2 separate regions of the Mus musculus genome follow, and region 1 is linked to region 2. A link is a contact called in ENCODE POLR2A ChIA-PET data. All regions are on one chromosome and are shown on one strand. The core of a region is the stretch at or near the end of the contact, and the rest is flanking DNA. Distances in the headings are between cores, read along the strand shown.

What was found. ChIA-PET counts read pairs that join two places held with the same protein, here RNA polymerase II (POLR2A).
Region 1: POLR2A ChIA-PET joins it to region 2 with 17 read pairs in embryonic stem cell. The contact joins the promoter of Cmtm7 here to the promoter of Cnot10 in region 2. POLR2A ChIA-PET finds 5 or more read pairs at or near these places in 3 of 5 experiments (Patski and embryonic stem cell).

The regions. Positions count from the first base shown.
Region 1 is chr9:114,777,436-114,783,249 of GRCm38, forward strand. Cmtm7 (CKLF-like MARVEL transmembrane domain containing 7) reads right to left here and starts at 4,558. Exons shown (of 5, transcript NM_133978.2): 1 at 4,233-4,558. The coding sequence starts at 4,367. Gm9888 (a long non-coding RNA gene) reads left to right here. Exons shown (of 3, transcript XR_003948087.1): 2 at 2,656-2,876; 3 at 3,863-4,237.
Region 2 is chr9:114,636,082-114,641,758 of GRCm38, forward strand. Cnot10 (CCR4-NOT transcription complex, subunit 10) reads right to left here and starts at 4,119. Exons shown (of 20, transcript NM_153585.5): 1 at 3,838-4,119. The coding sequence starts at 3,859. Gm51659 (a long non-coding RNA gene) reads left to right here. Exons shown (of 3, transcript XR_003948085.1): 2 at 1,076-1,165; 3 at 1,309-1,928.

The DNA.
Region 1 (5,814 bases), core at 3,308-5,807, 140 kb after region 2:
CAGAACCTCGGCAATGCGTTTCTTTGCTGCCTTTTGGTCTCTGTATTTCTGGTGGTGGAAGATGAGGTCTCACACTTGGATGAGGTCTGAGTAGACCTTTAACTATTATAACAAAAGATTCGAGGGGTGTTACCCTATATTTATTGATTTTGCTTTTTTTTCAGACAGTCTCATTATGTAGCCTTGGCTGGCCTGGTGCTTGCTCTGTAGACCAGGCTGGCCTTGAACTCTGAGATCCACAAGTTGGAAGCACTGAAGTTCAAGGTATGCAAACCCCAGGCCTCCCTCCTTCAGGCAGGGTCTGCTTTAGTCCAGTCTGGTCTTGGACTCTGTGTAGTCATGCATGACCTTGAACCTCTGATCCTCCTGCCTCCACCTCCTGAGTAGCTAGGATTCCAGGTCTGGACACCACTCACTCCTAGTTCACAGAACCACAAAGCTAACCATTTGTTCCCTTTCAGCTCTGGCTGGCCCCATGGAGGACACCCAGTTGATACCAGAAGACTGGCCCATCAGCCTGCACTCTGTGAGGCTCGGCAGGCTGTGGGTGTCCCTGAAATATAGCCCTGCTTCCCATACCTGGAGGCTGTCCAAAGTGTTCTTTGCCCCCCCCCCCACCAACTGCCTCTGTAAGACTTTTTTTTTTAATGGCTGAGTCTTAACTCCCATCTCAAGTGTGAAGTCCAGCGGCTCTTAGTATCCTCTCAACGGCTGTCTAACCACCAACCACAACTTTTAACCGTTTCAGTCATCACCCCAAACCTCACACCCACCAACAGTCACTTCCAACTTCCTTCCGCCAGTGCCCCGACGCAGCCCTGAGCAGTCGCTGATTTTCCTCTGTGTCTATGAATTTGCCTATTTTCAATAATACTTCATCTGACTAGAATCATAGAACATGATCTTTTGATGAGTGGCTTTCCCCTCCCTCTTAGCACAGTGTTTCCAAAGCTCACATACAGTACCATAACTCAGTATCCTTCCCCATTTTTTTCTGTATAATAACTCATCAAATGTAGCACTTTTTGTTTCTGTTATTAATTCATGCAACGTTTGGTAGGTTGTCTGTGGTTTCTAGTTTCTGGCTATTGTGAACAATGAAAATGAATATATCTGTGTACATAATATTTTCCCTTCTCCTGGGCTAGCAGAAGTACTGGTCTTATAGCTCCCATTTTATGTGCGTGTGCGTGTGTATGTGTGTTGTATGTATATGTGTGTGTGTATGTATATGTGTGTACTGTGTGTGTGTATGTATATGTATGGTGTGTGTATATGTGTGTGTTGTATGAGTATGTGTGTGGTGTGTGTGTGTATGTATGTATAGTGTGTGTATATGTGTGTGTGTGGGGGGGCACAGACTCAGGTCTCCATGCTGTGTGTGACATAACTCCTAAGCTAGTGCAGGCTGTCCCTACAATGGCTGCATCATTTCCCTGCTTCCATCTTCAGCAAGCATCCCAGAGTTCCAGCCTCTTTACTCCTTTTGCCCCCAAGCCACTTGTCATCTGTCCCTTCGATTATCATCACTGTCTTGTGTGTGACCTCGCCTCACCAAGGTTAAGATTTCTCTGGATCATTAGCAAGTTCAGACTCTGCCAGAATTGTGTGTTCTGGGGATGCAAGGAGCGGATACCGGTGAAAACCGGACTTGGGCTGCTGCCACTGGCAGTGTGGCTTTAGGCGCTCATACTGCCTTAAGGCGGTTTCCTTACTAGTCAAAGACATAGCTCTCTCCATCCCTTAAAAACATTTAGTGAAATGATGCAGTCAAGGTGTAGAGTATGCAGTTCCCTGTGCATTGTTAAGAGCAGTACATGGCTTAAAAAAAAAAAAGGAGAGGCAGTACAGGCCTTCAATCTCAGCATTCAGGAGGCAGAGGCAGGCAGACCTCTTAGTTCAAGGCCAGCCTGGTCTACAGAGGTGTTTCAGAACAGTCAGAGAGAGAAACCCTGTTTGGATAAAAAACCAAACAAATGAACAAAAAGACACCTCAAAGTCAAGACCAGCGACCAAGGCACTGACTACTGAGGAAGACGGAGCGTGAGGACCCAGCTGCAGGAATTCGGCCTGGAGGAGAGGCGCGCCAAGGTTCCCATGTAGCCCAGGCTGGCCTAGAATTAAGTAGATGAGAATAACTGTGAACCCGAGTCTCCTACCTCTACCACCTGCGTTCTGAGATTAAAGGCAGGATCCACCACCATACCCAATATATAGGTTGCACAACTGGGCACGGGGCTCTTCTGATCCAGCACTCTACCAATGGAGCTACAGCCCCGGCTTTGGCCTTGGCCGTCCTTAGTTTTTAAATTATGTACGTATATCTGTGTGTGAGTGGGTGCATGTGAATGCAGGTGCCAGAGGGAGTCAAAGGCATCAAATCTCCCTGGAGTTATAGAGCCACCTGAAGTGGGTGCTGGGAATTGAACTCGGGACCTCTGGAATGGCAGTACAGAGTCTTAACCACTGAGCCATCTTCCCAACCCCAGCCTTTCTGGTTCTTAAGGTAATATGTTGAAAATTCTCTTGGTCAGAACAAGCTAAAAACACTTCACAGAACCAGAGGTCTGTATGTCACTGAGCCACGGGCAAATTGGGATTGTGACCCCCCCGAAGGGCGCTCACAGCGCATCTGCTTCTGTTTACCCTCAACAGATAAGCAGAGGATTCTGACAGTGGAGATCCCAGTCAGAGTTGCGGGGCAGAGCAGGAGCCAGCCAGGGCCAAGCAGGCAGCCTCACTCCCAGGACTTGGTCATCTTTCTACGGGGTTTTAACTGGAGCATGCAGAGAGGCGGCGGGCCCATGACGTCATGGTTAAAATCCACACTCACTGATTTTGGACAAGCTCTGTATCACTGTCATCCAAAGCACACAGTAAGTATCCCTGCTCCTCAGTCTCACGGACCAGCATTCTCATCGCCATTAATTTTGTGCACCCAAGTCACGGCCCAGCAAGGGCATTCCCTTCCCATCGGCTTCCCTTATGGATCAAGGCAGAGGCCTGATCCAAATCTCTGCCGCGGCCCTCGTCTTCGCATGGGCGTAAGACTGTAAAGTCTCTTTGACTCCAACCATCCTTTAATGATCAAAGAGGTGGCCTCTCGGGCTTTTATTTGGCTGATCAAAGCCCTTAGCCTGGGTCCCACACACCATCCACTCAAATCCAAGACTGCTTAGCACCAGACCTTTTTAGTTCCGTATTAAAACTGCCTGTGTCCCAATCTTGGTCCATTTAGGCACCCTTCTCAGGAGAGGCGGAACGTCTTCCTCCCACCTTTCTACACTCTAGGCATCCAAAATAACGGTTATGGAAGGCACAAAGCTCTGGCCCTGTACCAGCCCCGGGGGGGGGGGGTCGGGGAGGGGGGAGGCTGCTCCAGCTTCGCTGGCAGGTCCCAGCTTCCGGGTCTGTGACCTTGCACTGGGGTCCCTACATCTCTCCGCAGCTTTCTACAAACCACCACTCCCCTCTCCACCCATGATAAGTAGGGAATTCAAACGGCCCAGCCCAGTTTCAAAACACACCACACAAACAGAAAAGGTATTGTAGACGAGACATTTGCACAGAGGTTGAAAAACAAAAACGGGAGGGAAAAAAGAAGGGTGGGTAGAGAGCGAACAGGATCAGGCCTGGTAAACTTCTGGTCGGGCCAGAAGCTTTTGTGCAGCTCTGGTCACAGTAACAGCCGGCTGCTCGCCTTGCCCTGCCTGGCTCCAAGCGAGCACCAGAAGCCCCCTAGCCACAAGCCTGCCTAGTTAACCTAGTTAACTAGTTCTGCCTTCTGAGGCGCCTCGGAAGGCTGACAGGGCGCAGGGGACCTGGCGATGGTCTGAAAGGCGGCGCTTCTCCCGATCCCCAGCAGAGATTCGAAAGTCAAGCCGAGCCCTCTTGTCGCCGAGCTCTACCCTCTCGGGCGGGAGCCCGTGCGCGGCCTGGAGATGGCAGGGGATAGCAGGAGACTCTCCCTCCCCCAGCCCGGGTGCGAGACGTGCGGCCTGGAGAAGAGGAAGGAAGACGAGGAGGAACTCGCACCCCGGGTTTCGGTGGGGAAGTGAGCTGGGCCCGGTAGGGAGGCAGCTGGAGAAGTGAGGGGGCCAGGGATCCTGTCGGCTGTTCCCGGAACTTTCTAGGGGGACACTGGGGCATCAAAGGGGCGCGCGGTGCTCCCAAGGTCCGGGCCAGGTGCAGCCCCGTGTACGGGTCCCCAGGTTCCACTCCACTCTTCTTACCATCTGCGCCACTTTGAACAGGGCGCCGTGGGTGAGCGGGTACACCCGGTCCAGCAGTCCCTCCGAGGGCTGGCCTGGCCCCAGCGCGCCGCCGCTGCTGCACGTGGTCCGGACGAGCCCCGATCCATGAGACATCGCGCGACCCAGCCCGGGCTGGCCGCCTCCGAGGCCCGGGGACCTCTGGCCGGTGAAGCTGGGACGGGACGGGGCGGAGCCTCAGGGGCGGGGCGCACGGCTCCCTCTTCCCAGCTGCGGCCGGACCCGGAGAGGACTCGGGAGCAGATGCCCCGCAAGCCCCTGCCCTCTAGACACGCGGAAGTTGGACTGGCGTGGGCAGGAAACCGGACGCCTGGGGCCCTGGCCTCTCCCAGGAGCGCACCGCCCAGGTCACAGCTGGTGATGAGCCTCCAGGGATTTTTTGTGTGGGTGCGGCTGCTACTAGGTACTGACACGAGTAGGGGGAAATGCCCTGAGCATACCGTGCTGCGCTGTTCATTTCTGCTTCTGTGTGTGTGCACGGGGCACGCACCTGTGCCACCATCACCTACAGCAATAAAAACAGGTCCATCGCCTCAGGACCTTCCTCCCCCACCCTCCCACCATTCTGCTTTCTTTCTTATTATTTTTTTTTGTTGTTGTTATTTTTGCCTTTTTTTCTTTCTTTCTAAAAACATACTCTCTCTTGCCAGAGTTGGGTAGCACTTATTTTTAATTCCAGCACTAGGAAGGCAGAGGCAGGAGGATCTCTGTGAGTTCGAGGTCAACCTAGTCTACATAGTGAGCCCCAGGACAGCCAGGACTACACAGAGAGATCCTGCCTCAAAAACAAACAAAACAAACAAACAAGCCAGGCTCTCAGTGTGTACCACTGGCTAACCTGGAACTCCTGTATAAACCCAGCTAGCCTCAAACTCGCAGGTATTCTCCTTGCCTCTGCTTCCCGGGTGCTGGAATGATACCATACCCAACCGAGGTGACTCTAGGCACTGTCAAAGTCGACAGTTAAAGCTAATCAGGACACCACTCTCAGCATCGCAGTACATCTTTTTAAGTATGTATGTGTGTGTGTGTGTGTGTGTGTGTGTGTGTGTGTGTATACAGAGGCCAGTGGAGGATGTCTAGTGTCCTGCTCTGTCACTCTGTCTACCTTACTCTTCGGTGAAGAGAGATTCGTCTATCTCAGGACATAGAAAATGTCTGATAAAAGCAGCCTAAGAAAAGAGGAGAGATTCTTTTGTCTCATGATGGAATGTTTACTTTTCTTTTCCTGGTCTGTTATTGGACCTGGGGTGAATAGAAGTTTGTTTGTCTCAGTGTTAGAAGTCAAACAACACCAGGTTAGTCCTAATTTATGCTCCCTGCCCACACGCAGGGTTTCTCTGTATATTACTGGCTGTCCTGGAACTCACTCTGGAATCCAGGCTGGCCTCAAACTCAGAGATCTGTCTGCCTCTGCCTCCCCAGTACTGGGGTTAAAAGCGTGTGCCACTACTGCCTAAGACTTTTTTTTTTAAATAGATTCTTTGATTTTTTTTTTAACTTAGTGAATTTATTTTATGTGTATGGGTGTTCTGCCCACATC
Region 2 (5,677 bases), core at 2,869-5,368:
TGACAGCCCTCACTGAAGTTACCAGGGAGCTCTTAGGACAGCTCAGATGTGGTTTCTACCACCCCCCAAAAAAAAGCCAAACCCCACCAGCCTGGTCTACAAAGTGAGTTCCAGGACAGCCAGGGCTATACAGAGAAACCCCTGTTTCAAAAAACCAAAAAAAAAAAAAAAAAAAAAAAAAGGGCTGAGAAGACGGTTCTGTGGGCACAAGTGCGTGCTCTGCAAGTGTGACAATGTGAGTTTGACTCTCCAGACCCACATCAAAGCTGGGAACAGCTGCACAGGCTGTAACCAACCAGGATGAAGACAGAAGGGTGCCAGGAGAACCCAACCAGGATAGAGACAGAAGGGTGCCAGGAGAACCCAACCAAGGCAGAGACAGAAGGGTGCCAGGAGAACCCAACCAAGGCGGAGACAGAAGGGTGCCAGGAGAACCCAACCAGGACGGAGACAGAAGGGTGCCAGGAGCTCAGTGCCCAGCTGGCCAGCATAGCAAAGAGTTTGCTTCTGGGTCACTGAAGGATCCTATATCAAGAGAATAAGACAGTAGATGTGTCCTTTCCTGGCCTCCATACAACTCATGTGCATGTACCACACACTCACAACACACATGGACACAACCCCCAAGAGACAGAGACAGATGAGAGAGAGAGAGAGAGAGAGAGAGAGAGAGAAATAAACACACTGTTATATTCTATAGTTCTAATCCCTCAAACAAGAGGAGTTGGAAAAAATGGGAGTCCACGAGTTCCAGAGACTAAAGCAAGGCACTGTCTGTCCTCGGAGCAGCTGAGCACAGTGGCACATGGAGGCTGGGACACTGAATTGAAGGCCCACTTTGAATACTAATAAGCACATGGCAAGCCCCACCTCCATTCTGCTCTTTGGCTTCTTTCTCTGTTTGGTTTTGTTGAGGCAGGTCTCAGTCTATCTCCCAGAAAGGCCTGGAATTCAATTTCCCAGATTGACCTTGTGGGTCCTTCTCCTGACTCAACTCCCAGGTGCTGGGATGGCAGGCGTGTGTCACCACAGCCTGCTGACTTCTGTTTGATCACTGGATCTCTCTCACACACAGGCATTCCTGCCTCCTGTCATGTATCACAGGGCTTCACCAAAGGCTGAAATGCTGCCATTTGCTCTTGGACACTTAGCATCCATTAACAAGGTAAATTGGGCGTAATGACACATATCTGTGACCCCAGCACCTCGGGAGGCTGAGGCGGGAGGCTGAGGCGGGAAGATCCGAGCTTAGGATCCTGCTGATCAATTGCCAAGGAGACACACAAGGACTCTGTTCCTCCCTTTTAGATGCCCTTGAACAACCGGAAGAAGAAAGCAGGAGGAAGCAACACAGACAAATCCTCTCCCCGTGTGCTACTTTCAAAAACTGCTTCCAGAGGCTGTTTTTCCAGAGGGGGCCATGGTGAGGCCCCTTAAAAAAACTCCCACAGGAAGTGATTGCCACGGCTTCTCAGAGCCCATGGTGGATCAAGAGCAGGGATGGAATACACTGTGTCTCCCCTTCACTTCCTGGACCCTGGGCTGGCACTTTCCAAATAAGTTTAACATGTCTCTTCTGCCTCTTTCACCACTACCATAAGAAACACTGGCTGGTGCTGTTTACTTGCGTGTGCGTGTGTCAGAGACAACCTGGAGAAGGCAGTTTTCTCTGCATGAGTCCTGGGGATGGACTCAGGTGTCAGGCTTGAAAGAAAACACCTTTACCCACTGAGTAAAGTGCTGATAAAGTACTACTCGGGTGGTAGTGGTGCTGGCAGCTGGGTCAGCACACGCTTTGATGCCAGCCTTCTGAGGTAGAGGCAGAGGCAGAGGCAGGTGGATTTCCTGCTTTTGAGGCCAACCTGGTCTACAGAGGGAGTTCAAGGACAGACAGGGGCAACACAGAGAAATCTTGTCTCGAAAAAAAACCTAAAAAAAAAAAAAAGAAAAGAAAACAAAACAAAACAAAAAGAAAAGTGTAAGAGAGCAACTACGAGGACCCAACAGCCAGAACCATGCCACTTAACCCAGCAGAGGTCCAGAGTGCAGGTCCTCAGAGGCAGGCTGTCTTACACTCACTTCATCATCTGAAGGATGCCTGCACAGTGTCTTTGTGAAGGAAGGAAGCAAGCAGTGAAGGAACGCCACGTGACTGAGGTGCAACTCAAGCCGGGCAGTCCTGGATCTGGTGAGACGCTTCCCGGGAAATGATTCCAGAAGCAGCACTGTTTTGATTAACAAGGACAGTCCCGGTCCCGTCTAGACCCGGGCAGGCAATTGGCACCCTTCTTGCATCCCACACCAACAGGATCACCCCTTCACTTTATTCAGATCTGTGCTCAATACTATCCCAGCAGGAGCTGGATCAGCAGGGGCTCGGTGGGTAAAGATACTTGCGCCCTGATGATTGGATTTGATCCTTGAAAGCCAAGACATGCAAATCACCTTGGTGCTCAGTGATTAAAAGCACACACTGCTCTTCAGAGGGCCTGAGTTTGATTCCCAGCACCCACAACTACCTGTAACTCCAGCTCTGCGTGACCCAACTCCTCGGACAGCATCTTCAGGCATTTGTCCTCACGTGCATACACCCAAAGTTAAAAATAACTTTAAAAAAGGAATCACCTCACAATAGATTTTCTCTGATCACCTAGCTAAAATTCTATGGCAGTGGGTATAATGGCACACAACTTTAATTTAGCACTCAGGAGGCTTTATGTCTAGTGAGTTTGAGAATAGCCTGGTCTATATAGCGAGCTCCAGGACAGCCAAGGCTACATACATAGTGAGACCCTGCCTCAATCAATCAATCAATCAATCAACCAATCAATTCCGCCCCACTCTCTAAACATTACTTTCTTCAAAGAAATATAGCAGACTTTCCAGGTAATAAATGGGCTCTCATAATTCCCTAATGGGAAAAATTCCTGATGGAGTACCACAGAAAACCACAGAAATTAAGAACTTTATCTTGGGACTGGAGAGATAACTCAGCGGTTAAGAGCACTGACTACACTTCCGTAGGTCCTGAGTTCAAAATCCCAGCAACCACATGGTGGCTCACAACCATCCTTAATGAGATCTGATGCCCTCTTCTGGGGTGTCTGAAAAACAGCTACAGTGTACATACATATAATGAATAAATAAATAAATAACTTAAAAAAAAAAAGAACTTAATCTTGGGGCTGGAAAGGTGATGGCTCAGCGGTTAACAGCACTCGCTGCTCTTGCCGAGGACCAAGACTGGGTTCCCAGCACCCACAAGTGGTGGCCCACAACTGTGTAACTCCAGCTCCAGTAGACGCAATGTCCTCTTCTAGTCTCGGCAGGCACCTGCACTCACACACATAATTAAGACTTTTAAAAAGGAATCTCGAGGAGCTCGGGAAAAATCAGATGAGGAACAAGGTAAGTGAGAGCAGGCAGGAGACACAGTGAAACGTCACGCCTCTTTAGACAGTTTTCAGAATGACTCCACTGGACACGCTGACCAGAGGGAACTTTTTCAGTGGCTGAGCCTGGGGGGGCCTTACGGCAACCGTGCGTGCTCGGATAGACTTTCCCTTAAAGCGTCTGGACAGCGGCGTGACAAATTCAAGCTTCCTGCGCCAGAATTAACTTGGAGAGCAAGGCAAATGCAGTGCAATCAAGATGGGGTGCAGTAGAATCAAGATGTGTCACAGCAGAAAATCCACTGGACTCACAGTAGAGACAGCTGAGAAGAGTGAAGGGCACAAGTACCCAAGCGAAGTCAAGTGGCCCTCGGGTCCCCCACGCGGGCCCTGCCGTCCCCGCGCGCAGTGTGTCAGCCCCTGGGTCGCGGCGCGGGCGCCTCACCTGCAGGCTTGTCTGCAGCCATCTTCCCGCCTCGGCTCGAGTTCCTCCCTGTAGGTGGCGTGGCCCCGACTCCCGCCGCCGGGCTGGTGGTGAGTCCTACCGGCGGGGGACAACTCTTCAGCTCAAGCCCGCTCCAGTCGCCTCGGCTAAGGTCCTGGGCGGGCCACGGGCTGAGGAAGTGACGAAGTTACTGCTCGTCGTCTAGCAACAGCGCCAACACATCCGCCGGTGCAGGGCTGTTTTCCCCGCCATCCACAGCTTCCGTCCCGTAGCGGCCAAGGGAGACGCTACTTCCGGGGCGGGGCCAGCTGGGCGTGGGAATTAGGGCTGGCCTCGGCCCCGGAAGCGCGTCCTTCTGCAAACCCGGAAGTACACTAGTGTAGGTCCTGAGTGAAACACAGAAGGGGAAGGACTTTTTGTTCCGCATTTCAGCAAAATGGCAGGCACCACACCTGAGGTTTATGTGCTAAGCTCTGAGTCTCATAGGGGCTGTTTTTCCATAACAATGAGGATGAGAGAAGTGTTGTTAGAGGAGGCCACCTCCCCCAGAAAAAAGGCTTTTTTTTTTTTCAAAGTTTCAGAGCTGTTTTGTTATTTGTAGCCAAGTTGAAAAAGCCATTCAGACTGCATTATGCATGCGGTTTCTCTGATTGCGAGTCATGCAACCATTAACTTACTATGGTAGGTCGGTCTAAGACAAAAGCTTGATGCATCACGATTACTAAGCACAATGATTTAGATTCAAGTTCAAATCCTCTGCAAAAACAATACCCACTCTTCAACTACCCAGCTCCCAACTATCTCATCTCTAGCCCATATCGTGACAAATTTTTGTTTGTTTGTTTGTTTAATTTTTTGAGACAGAATCTCACTATGTATCCCTATCTGGCAGTCTTTGTGGCAAAGGCTTTAACCCTGAACTGGTTCTGGTTTTGCTCAATGACCATAGCCTTGGGTTCCAGAAGCACCTACTCCATTCTTCCTTTCCCTTCTAGAGAACAAACAGCATTTATAATAACAGAGGTTCATTTCACGGAGAGAAACAGACATTAAAAGCATTTGTGTTAGACTTTTTGCTTCTGTGATAAATACCCTAGAGGAGAATTTAAATGAGGAAGGATGGATTTTTTGCCTCGTGTATCAGAGTTTTCAGTCCCAGGTCACTTGGTTCCATTGTTTTTGGACCATTAGTGAAGCAGTGCATTGTGCCAGGGCACAAGTGACAGAGTAAAGTTGTTGCCTTCCTGGTGCTAGAAGCAGAGGAAGCTGGGAGAAGAAATAGTCTCCAAGGGCACATGCAACTGAGATACTTAGCCCCACTGGGCCGCACCTCCTTAATTTCCATTACTTCCTAATGATGCACCAAATTACGAATCTGCAAGTGGATGAATCCAAGGATAGCTCCAAACTGTTGGAATCCTATTATCACTCTCAAGGACTGGGGGCCGGGCCTCCTATATGCAGGCTTTTGAGGGAGAGGAACTTCATATATAAATGACAACAGCACTGAATTGTAAAGTGACCCAAATGGTGCTTTGATGGGAGCATAGTTAAGTATGTAAATAAATAAATCACATGGAGCTATTTATTTGGTTTACATTTTTCTATTTTCTGTGTAGCTTACCTTAGAGATCTGCCTGTTTCTGCCTCCCGAGTGTTGGATTAAAGGCTGCACCATCACACCAGGTACTCCTCATAAGACTTTGAAATTTTTATTTTTATTTTAAAAAATAAGCCAATTACCAGCAGAATAGATCAGAGGGTAAATGCCTGCCACTAAGCCTGATGACCTGAATTTGATTTGCAGAAGTTAAATGGTAGTAGGAAAGAAATGGCTTCC